2 separate regions of the Homo sapiens genome follow, and region 2 is linked to region 1. The links are chromatin loops, found by intact Hi-C in ENCODE. Cell type or tissue: A673. All regions are shown on one strand. Each heading gives the region's core, and the rest is flanking DNA. Links, peaks and the distances in the headings are about the cores only.

What was found. A loop is a pair of places that touch in the nucleus more often than their neighbours do. Peaks named below come from ENCODE experiments on the same cell type or tissue, not always from the same donor. Only the 100,000 strongest peaks of a DNase experiment are listed, where the experiment ranks them.
Region 2: it touches region 1 in a loop (2.3-fold over the local background); 1 of 110 quality-filtered maps calls a loop at or near these places.

The regions. Positions count from the first base shown.
Region 1 is chr14:84,802,922-84,807,325 of GRCh38, forward strand. No RefSeq gene overlaps it. Among named protein-coding and RNA genes, the nearest start is that of SNORD3P3, 470 kb to the right of the region's middle. In A673, for the core only: no CTCF peak of the experiment used is centred there; a DNase peak (open chromatin) is centred at 2,150; H3K27ac peaks cover 766 bases.
Region 2 is chr14:84,590,522-84,594,925 of GRCh38, forward strand. No RefSeq gene overlaps it. Among named protein-coding and RNA genes, the nearest start is that of LINC02305, 680 kb to the left of the region's middle. In A673, for the core only: no CTCF peak of the experiment used is centred there; a DNase peak (open chromatin) is centred at 1,830; H3K4me3 peaks cover 742 bases; H3K27ac peaks cover 2,472 bases.

The DNA of each region.
Region 1 (4,404 bases), core at 242-4,241:
AGAAGAAAAACAAACAAGAAAAAATGGTCAACCAGTATGCAATATAAGAATCATCTCTTCGTTTTCCTGTCATGCAAACAGATACTAAATCTATACAATAAGTCCTCACTTAACATCATCAACAAGTTTTTGGAAACTGTGACTTTAAGCAAAGTGACGTATACCAAAACCAATTTATCATAGGCTAACTGATAGAGAGTTAAGTTTCTACAGCATATTTCTGGTCACAAAACCTTCACCAAACTTCTAAATAAAGAACCAAAATACGTCTACTAGGAACATTGAAATAAATGTGAGCTATGCATACATTTACAAAAGATGAATAGGAACAAATAAGATAATTATTTACTCAATTTTTGGTGAATCAGTGAGTAAAGGTGGCCATAGTGGTGGTGAGTTAAATCAAGAAATAAATATTTGCAAAGCAAATATTGTATGGAACACCCTCTACCACTAAACAGATCAAAAACAATCACAAATGGGGCAGGCTCGCCATGTGCTTTCATGCGGCATCATTTATTTTTGTGCATTTGTATGACTATTATGATTATTGTGTACCTGATTAATTTATATTTTACAATGTGTATTCATTCATTTTTTTTTTTCATTTTTCAATCCGTTCACCTTAGTTCAAGGTCTCAGGGAGCCCGAGCCCATCCAGCAGCTCAGGGCACAAGGGGAGGACTGACCCTCATGGGACTCCATTACCTTGCAGAGTGCAATCATATACACACACTCACTCAGACTAAAGCCATTTACACACACCAGTGAACCCAACGTGCGTATCTTTGGGATGTGGGAGAAAACCAGAATACCTAGAGAAAACTCACACAGACGTCGGGAGAATTTGCAAACACCATGCAGTGTCCTCAGCTGAGAATCTATTTTTTTTCCTCACCAACATAATAACAAAACAACTTTATTGGAAGACCATCTCATGAGTTTCTGCAGGAATGGCAACAGAAAAAAATGTAATAAATAATCAAATTCAAATGCTGTAGCAGTCATTTTTGCTTACCTACACAGTTTGCTTGCCCTGCTTTCTTATTTACAGAACCTGATGTAGTTTATATACATATCTATAAGAAAGGCTGGCCCTATTCCAATCTCAGCAACGAATCAGATTCAATCTATTTTGTTTAAGCATGAGGATGGAATGTGATGCAGGCCAATAAGGTCTTAAGGTTTCTGTAGAGGGTGCTCCTGGGAGAGGTTGCTTACTCTTAAAAAGTAAGTCAATCGAAAGAATGGTGTCTTTTGTTGCACTACATTGCCATGCCTAGATATGATGCATGGAACTCTGGCAGCTATCTTGAATGCCGGATTATAGATAGACATTAAAGCAGAGAAAAGGAAAAACAAGACAAAACAAAACACTTTGGTCCTTGCTGTCATTATTTAGGTCCTGATTAAATTAAATATGGAACTTCCCATTTCTTGACCTATTTTTAAATCAGGGAACTAAATCGTGATTTTTTTCCCTGCAAAAGATATGCTAAGGAATATGAACATACCTTCTGACTGTATTTGTTGGGGATTGAAGTTTAATGTAAATCTCATGTAAATGCAGTGGTAGATGTTACCTAAATAGCCAGGGCTTAAAATGTCTACATTTCACAATTATTCATGGTAGGGAATAGTGTATAATTCTATTCAGTTTTTCTAGTGTGTGAGACTAGACTAATAACTTCTTTGCTCATGTCTTTCACAATCGGGAGCTTTTTATAAAGAGATAAGAGATAAGTTCTACTCTGTTTAAATTGCATTTTAAGAAAGTACATTTATCAGATGTTTCACCACTTGGCCTTCAGAAATAACACAAAGCTACCATCAATCATACTTATTTCATTTTGTTTGGTCAGAAGAGGAGAAGAAAAACTAAAAAGCTTCAGCTTTCTTCCCTCACTTACTTACCCAATGATCTAATTCTAACTCATTTTCCTCTCACCAATTCCCTAAAGAAATAGTGCTAAATGGAGAAAGTACAGGGAAAGTGGGAAAAGATAGAAGGGGAAAAGGTAGTGTATTATTCCATTCTCACATTGCTATAAAGAGTAATTTATAAAGAAAGAGACTGAATAATTTATAAAGAAAATAGGTTTAATTGACTCACAGTCAACAGGCTATACAGGAAACATGGTTGGAGAGGCCTCAGGAAACTTACAATGATGGTGGAGAGGCCAAAAGGAAGCAGGAAGCTTCTTCACATGGCAGAGCAGGGGAGAAAGTGAATGGGGGAAGTGCTACATGCTTTTAAACAACAGATCTCGTGAGAACTCACTGACTATCACAAGAACAGCAAGAGGAAATCTACCCTATAAGCCAATCACCTCTCATGAGGTCTTTGATAGTTAATACTGAGTGTCATCTTGATTGGACTGAAAGAAGCAAAGTATTGTTCCTGGCTGTTTCCATGAGGGTGTTGCCAAAGGAGATTAACATTTGAGTCAAAGGCCTGGGAGAGGCAGACCCACCCTCAATCTGGGTGGACACCATGTAATCAGCTGCCAGCATGGCTAGGATAAAGCAGGCAGAGAAACTTGGAAGGACTAGTCTGGCTCAGTCTTCTGGCCTCCATCTTTCTCCCATACTGGGTGCTTCCTGGCCTCCAACATCAGACTCCAAGTTCTTCAGCTTTTGGACTCTCAGACTTATACCAGTGATTTGCCAGGGGCTCTCAGGCCTTCAGTCGCAGGCTGAAGGCTGCACTATTGGCTTCCCTACTTTTGAGGTTTTGAGACTTGGACTGGCTTCTGGGCTCCTCAGCTTCCAAACAGTGTATTGTGGGACTTCACCTTGTGATCGTGTGAGTCAATCTCCTAAAAAACTACCCTTCATATATTCATCTACTCTATTAGTTCTGTCCCTTTAGAAAACCCTGACTAATACAAGGTTCCTCCACCAACACTGGGGATTACAATTCAACATGAGATTTGGATGGGGACATGCAGCCAAATCATATGAGATAGCAAGAAGCAAAACTGAAGAAAGAGAAAGAAAAGTAGACCAATGAGAGGGACCAGAGAAGGCACTAAATATCTTCAGCTGGAAATAATTGTAGGGCAAGCACGTACTGTATATAACCTGCATACCTGTGCTTGGTCAGATAGGGCGAATGTCCACGTATGCCCAAAGTACTAAGCGTATATTATCCTATGTGTTTTAAGGGAGAGTCTAGTGAAGAGGAACATAAGGCAGCTTGTAGCAGAAGGAACACATGACACTTGGAGGATAAAGAACAGGTTAAAGTTCTATTAACTTTTTCTCCTTGTGTGGTCTTGGCCAATTTATCTAACCTAACCTTCAATTAGTTATGAAGAATCTTTCATAAGAGGAATAATACTTAAGTCATGGTATTGCAGAAAAAGTAAATGAGATTGCTCACATGAAAAGCATATTGAAATGCATTATGCATATGTTCCATAAATCCTCCAGTCTCCTGTCTCCACAGCCCTGAGGTGAAAAGCTTTTGAGACTCACCATTTCCTGAGAGCTAGGGAAGTTTTCCAGCTGGGGTGCAAAGACTCTCACCAGGATTGGCCCAGACTATTTGCTGAAATAAAATTACAATGAAAATATCCTAAGTTTATTTAGCTATCTTAACTTTCCAAAAAAAAAATTTTCCCTGTCTTTATTCCTAAACACCATGAAGCTTCAAAACCAAATATTATCTCCACTTTCAGAGAAGAACCCAGTCGTGAGAAATCAGACATCTTACTTAATACAATCTACTTATTGACTCAGAAAGAATTAGCACCCTATCAGCTGATTCTCAGTCCAGAAAAAGATTAAATAAGTACTTTTCATCTGGGAAGAGAGAGTTGCATTTAGTCGTTGATATAGAAATAGATCAACATCACCTTTGCCAAATTGTCCATCCAGTAGCTGCCAAATTCCATTGCTGTTATTCACCGGAGGTGACTAGAGAAATGTGAATGCTAGATTGGCTATAGCTCCTCCTCCTGATAGCCTTATTACCAAATGGTGTGAGGTCCTTGGGTATGCGGAGTAAGAAACAATTCCCAAATCTCAGAGGCTAAAATAATAAAGGCTTGGGAGGTCCATTTAGAGGTCGCTAAGATTTCTGGCCTTGTCCTTGTTGTCCTCACTCTGTGATCCAGAGTAACAGCAATTAAACAAAACATTGCCTGTGACCATGGCAGAGGACAAAGGGAAAGACTCCTAGAAGGTTTTCTAGCAGCAATTAAAAACCCACTTAAGAAGTGGCTCTCCCAACTTATTAACAACAAACACCAAGAGATTAAAAATGCAATGTGTCATGGCAGGTGAAGAGCCAGTATTTAGTACAAAGCATGAATGACTATCTGCATATTTCATCATGGAAGCAAGTCTTGGGACAATTTTCCAAAAAGGCAAATGTTTATTAGCAAGTTGACTCAAAAT
Region 2 (4,404 bases), core at 86-4,085, 210 kb before region 1:
AAGAATTTAATTTACAGAGATTTTATCATTTTAACTCAGTCTGTTTAAAAAATAATGTTTATTTTGTTTCTATAGCACACACTAACTTGTGTAGCATGCTGTGGCTCTTGGAAGCAAAGTGACAAAGATAGTGCCTGTCTTCAGGGAGGCTACCCCTTATGTAGGGAGTCTGCCAAGATAACAAAGGCATTTCTCTAACTTTTGAACGTATGGCTGACTCTGATGAAAGTCTACTCAATAACCAATCTCTCCTACTTCTTTTTTAAAATAATCACGATTTTATCTTGGTAGTAATGTGCCCTGTTGAAATATTCACCTTCTCAAATGACCTACAAACGGAAAATACCCACTTGGCCCAGTTCTAGCCATTGGGGTATAAACAAAAGCGTCTCCTATGAATATTCAAAAATGTCATTGTTTCAATGATGAAAAGGATAGATTCAGTTGGCAGCAGCTTTTTGCCATTTGCTCTTTATCTTCTTTCTGCCTAAAATGTGGATGCAACACCTGAAAATGGAAAAATCATCCCATGACTAGGAGAACAAAAGCCACACACCATGAAGCCAGATGAAAAGATGAGAAAATCTGTTGCACTAATACCATCAAGCAGCCACATCCCAGCTCAGGTCTACCTATCTTTGGACTTCCTATTATGTGACGAAATGTAACTGTCCATTTGTTAAGCTTTAGACAGCTGCATTCAATCCTATCTGAGAAATTTGTTCTTAAAATTAATACATGAGTGTTGGCTTTAATTCTAATAAATTATTCTACCATTTATTGGCATTCTACTCTGAGCACTCATCTTATTTATTATTTCACACAACAACCCTATTGGGGTGAATGATGTTATCCACTTTTCCAGGTAAGAAGTTTCAGACTTACAGAGCTTGTGTCTTTCCTGGGACCACGTAGGTAGTTCATGGTAGGGATGGTATTTGTATCTTCTGTTTCACTATACCAGCTTATCAAATTAATATTAATAATATTAGTAGTTTTCTTAATATCTATTACCTAATTTTATTTTCTGTTAAAAATAACCTTTTTACTTCTGGGTGTCTTACAATTCTATAAGGTATTTTAGCTACAATCTCTTACTTGAAGTTCACAGTTCTATAAAGGGAATACGCTATTGTTGTTATTCTTATTTTACAGTTGTGGAAGTTGAGTTTAGAAGCTGGGTTTCCTGAGAAAGGGAAGGAGGGAGAATGTGCTTGGGTTATTTAACCCTGAAATTAATGTTCTAATAGACCTAGTTCCACATTAAACTTATTTTCTCTCTTTCCCTGGTAAAGCTGTCTGATTGGGCATGAAAAAAAATGTTTTGGAAACTGGGTCAATGCTTTGAGTATCTAATAATGTGTTGCTTCTCTTTGTGACTTCTATGGAATGCCGAATAGGAGATTAAAGATAGCTGTTCCCAGAAGGCTTGGAGATCCTCCCAACCCTGAACCTCTACACTGTTGAAATGTTGGGAAGCTCATCAGTGTAGATCCAACTACTAAGTGCTGTGGCACTACTAAACCATTTAGCAACTACTAAATGCTTTGATTAGAGTAATGCAGCCAGAGTACTGACGGCTGCCACAGTGCCAAGAAAACGTACAAATGAAGGTGGTGGATGACACCTGAACAGGCTGTTTCAGTTATGCCTCACATCTTTCAGGGTGAGCCTGAGATCTGCTGGTGGTCCGTCTCACTTTTTCCATTTTGCCAACCGTGTTTGGTGGATTTGGAAAATGAAATATTTATGCACCACGTAAGGCCTGCCAGTCTGATTACCACTGAACACCCTACGGAGGCATATTGTTGAATAAACAGGAAAGCTTTTATCCTGCCAACCTGCTGGGCGCCTTTCTCCAAGGCTGAGTCAACACAGAGCAATGGTTCTATGATATATTTGAAAGCGTGGAGGATGGGACTAATCTTTACCAGATTTATTAGGCAAAGGATGGCTTTCGGGTCTTCCGATTTTATGCATATATAATGCTGCATTACTCAAATTCAAGTATTATTGGTATATAGATTTTATTTAAAATCATGAATTAAATAAATTATATAAAGTAAAGATTTTGGGTTGCTATAAATGTACAGAGAGAGCTGAATTTTATGTAGTCTTTGAATAATTTAAAGGTGAGCACAAATTTAAATTAAGACATCCGGTTCATATGGAGTAAGGGCACGCATTGGTCATGGCTTTCAGATTCATTTTTTACTTTTTAAGAAACATATATTTTCTGTTGTTTCTCCATGGGCATCAAAAGCATCTGGAGTCAGTTACATTTATTTATGTTCTATTCCAACTAAAATGGCTTAGCTGAAAGTATTTCAAAATTTATTTAAGGAAAAAGAAAACTGACTTTAGACTTACATGCCAGGTTTTAGCCCAAAGCAAAGTGCTGCGGCCGATTTCTAAATAAAATGGAAAAACTGACAGACTATTCTGGCAGTGATATAAGGATAACAGGTAAATACAACAGTTTGAGCTAATAATAGGTAACATTTTCCAGGTTTTGCTATTAACAGTCTCTTACAACAAACAAGCTTTATAAAGTTTCTCTGAGAAAAGTTTGCTTATAAGATAAAAAGCCAAAATTCAGCCAATTTTCCATTACAATAAAATGGGATTTGTTTTTTGGTTTTTTTTATATTGTTTGTTTATTTTTGAAAGTTTCCCAGTATTAAAATATATACATTTAGACTTTATCCATTTACTAATAAGAGGCAATATAGATCTCAATAAAATGGAAGTGTTTAACGAGATATTATTAAATTTCCTTTTAATGTGACTCAGGTGTTTATGAGATCTTTTAAAAATTAGCATTTTTTTAAAACAAATTATTCCTTATCTTATTGGTTTTCCATACTACTTCACCTTATAATATTCATGAGTGTTTGCATTTAATTTAAATTCTGAACATGCTGACATTGAAGTTTATATTTATTTTGAAATATCTTCACATTATAATGCATTTGTTGCTTTGGTCTGGTTGGTTTGGTTTGGTTGTTGTTATTAATGTTCCTTGATGAAAAAAAATTAAAACCAGCCAGGAGTTTGAATGCATGAGTTTGGAAGAGGAGAGCCAATGTTTTGATCCCATTTCTGACACACCTGAGCTTTCTGTGGGTACTCTTCTAATTTTTTAAATGGGAGCTAAAATAGTAGCTAAACCAAAGGATACATTTAGAAATTAAGATAGATAAATGGATTAGCACAACTCCTGGCTCACGATAAGTATTCTATAACACTTGGCTTTAATCATTAAGTGTGTGATCTTTTTGTTGAAATAGTATATAGCATAATTTCCCCTCGTGAAACACTAGTTATCTAACCACTATGAATCGATGTGTCCATTTCCATCATTTGGCTGTGCTGCTGCAGTCGTTATGAATTTCCATCCATTTAGGTTCTGTTCCTAGACTCCTTTTTCTATTAATTGCCTGCTCTCTTCAGACGTAGGCACAGGCCTGAAGAAAGTCAGCAATTAAACAGAGACACTGTATTATCATGGTTTTATAAGGTGCTTTGCAAGTAATTGTCCAAGTCTTCTCAACTTGTTTGTTTCTTTGTTTGCTTGTTTGTTTTAAAGAGCATACTGGGGCCGGGCGCGGTGGCTCACATCCATAATCCTAGCACTTTGGGAGGCCGAGGTGGGCAGTTCACTTGAGGTCAGGAGATCGAAACCAGCCTGGCTGACAAGGTGAAACCCCATCTTTACTAAAAATACAACAAGAACAACAAATTAGCTGAGCATGGTGGTAGGCGCCTGTAATCTCAGCCGCTCGGGAGGCTGAGGCAGGTGAATCGCTTGAATACGGGAGGCGGAGGTTGCAGGGAGCCAAGATTGTGCCACTGCACTCCAGCCTGGGTGATAGAGTGAGACTCCATCTCAAAATAATAATAATAATAACAATAATAATAATAATAAATAAAGAGTATATTGGTTCTTAATGGCCCGTTTCCTCTTCCAAATACATGGTGGAATTTCCTCGTGTGAAGTTCTGTGAAGATCTCTGTTGGAATTTGTATTGAAATTTTAGAGTCTTAAATCAGTTTGGAAGCATTAACATCTTTTGAATTTTGATTCTCTCTTTCCCAAAAGCACAATTTTTTTCTGTTTGTTAAATATATTTTTGCATATACATATACATATTCTTGTATTGCTTTCGGCAATACTTTTGCATATTTTTCATGAGCCATTTTCTGCGTGTTAGATTTATTCTATCCATTTATTTTGCTAAAATTTTTGGAGGAATTTGAAAAATAATATTTTATTAAAATACAAGTGAATAGTATTAATGTAGATAAGAATCAAGAATTTTTTAATTAAATGGATATGTAACAAGAATCATAATTCCCCTTAAGTGTTTAATATTCAGATACTACTATAAGAAAACTTTTTAA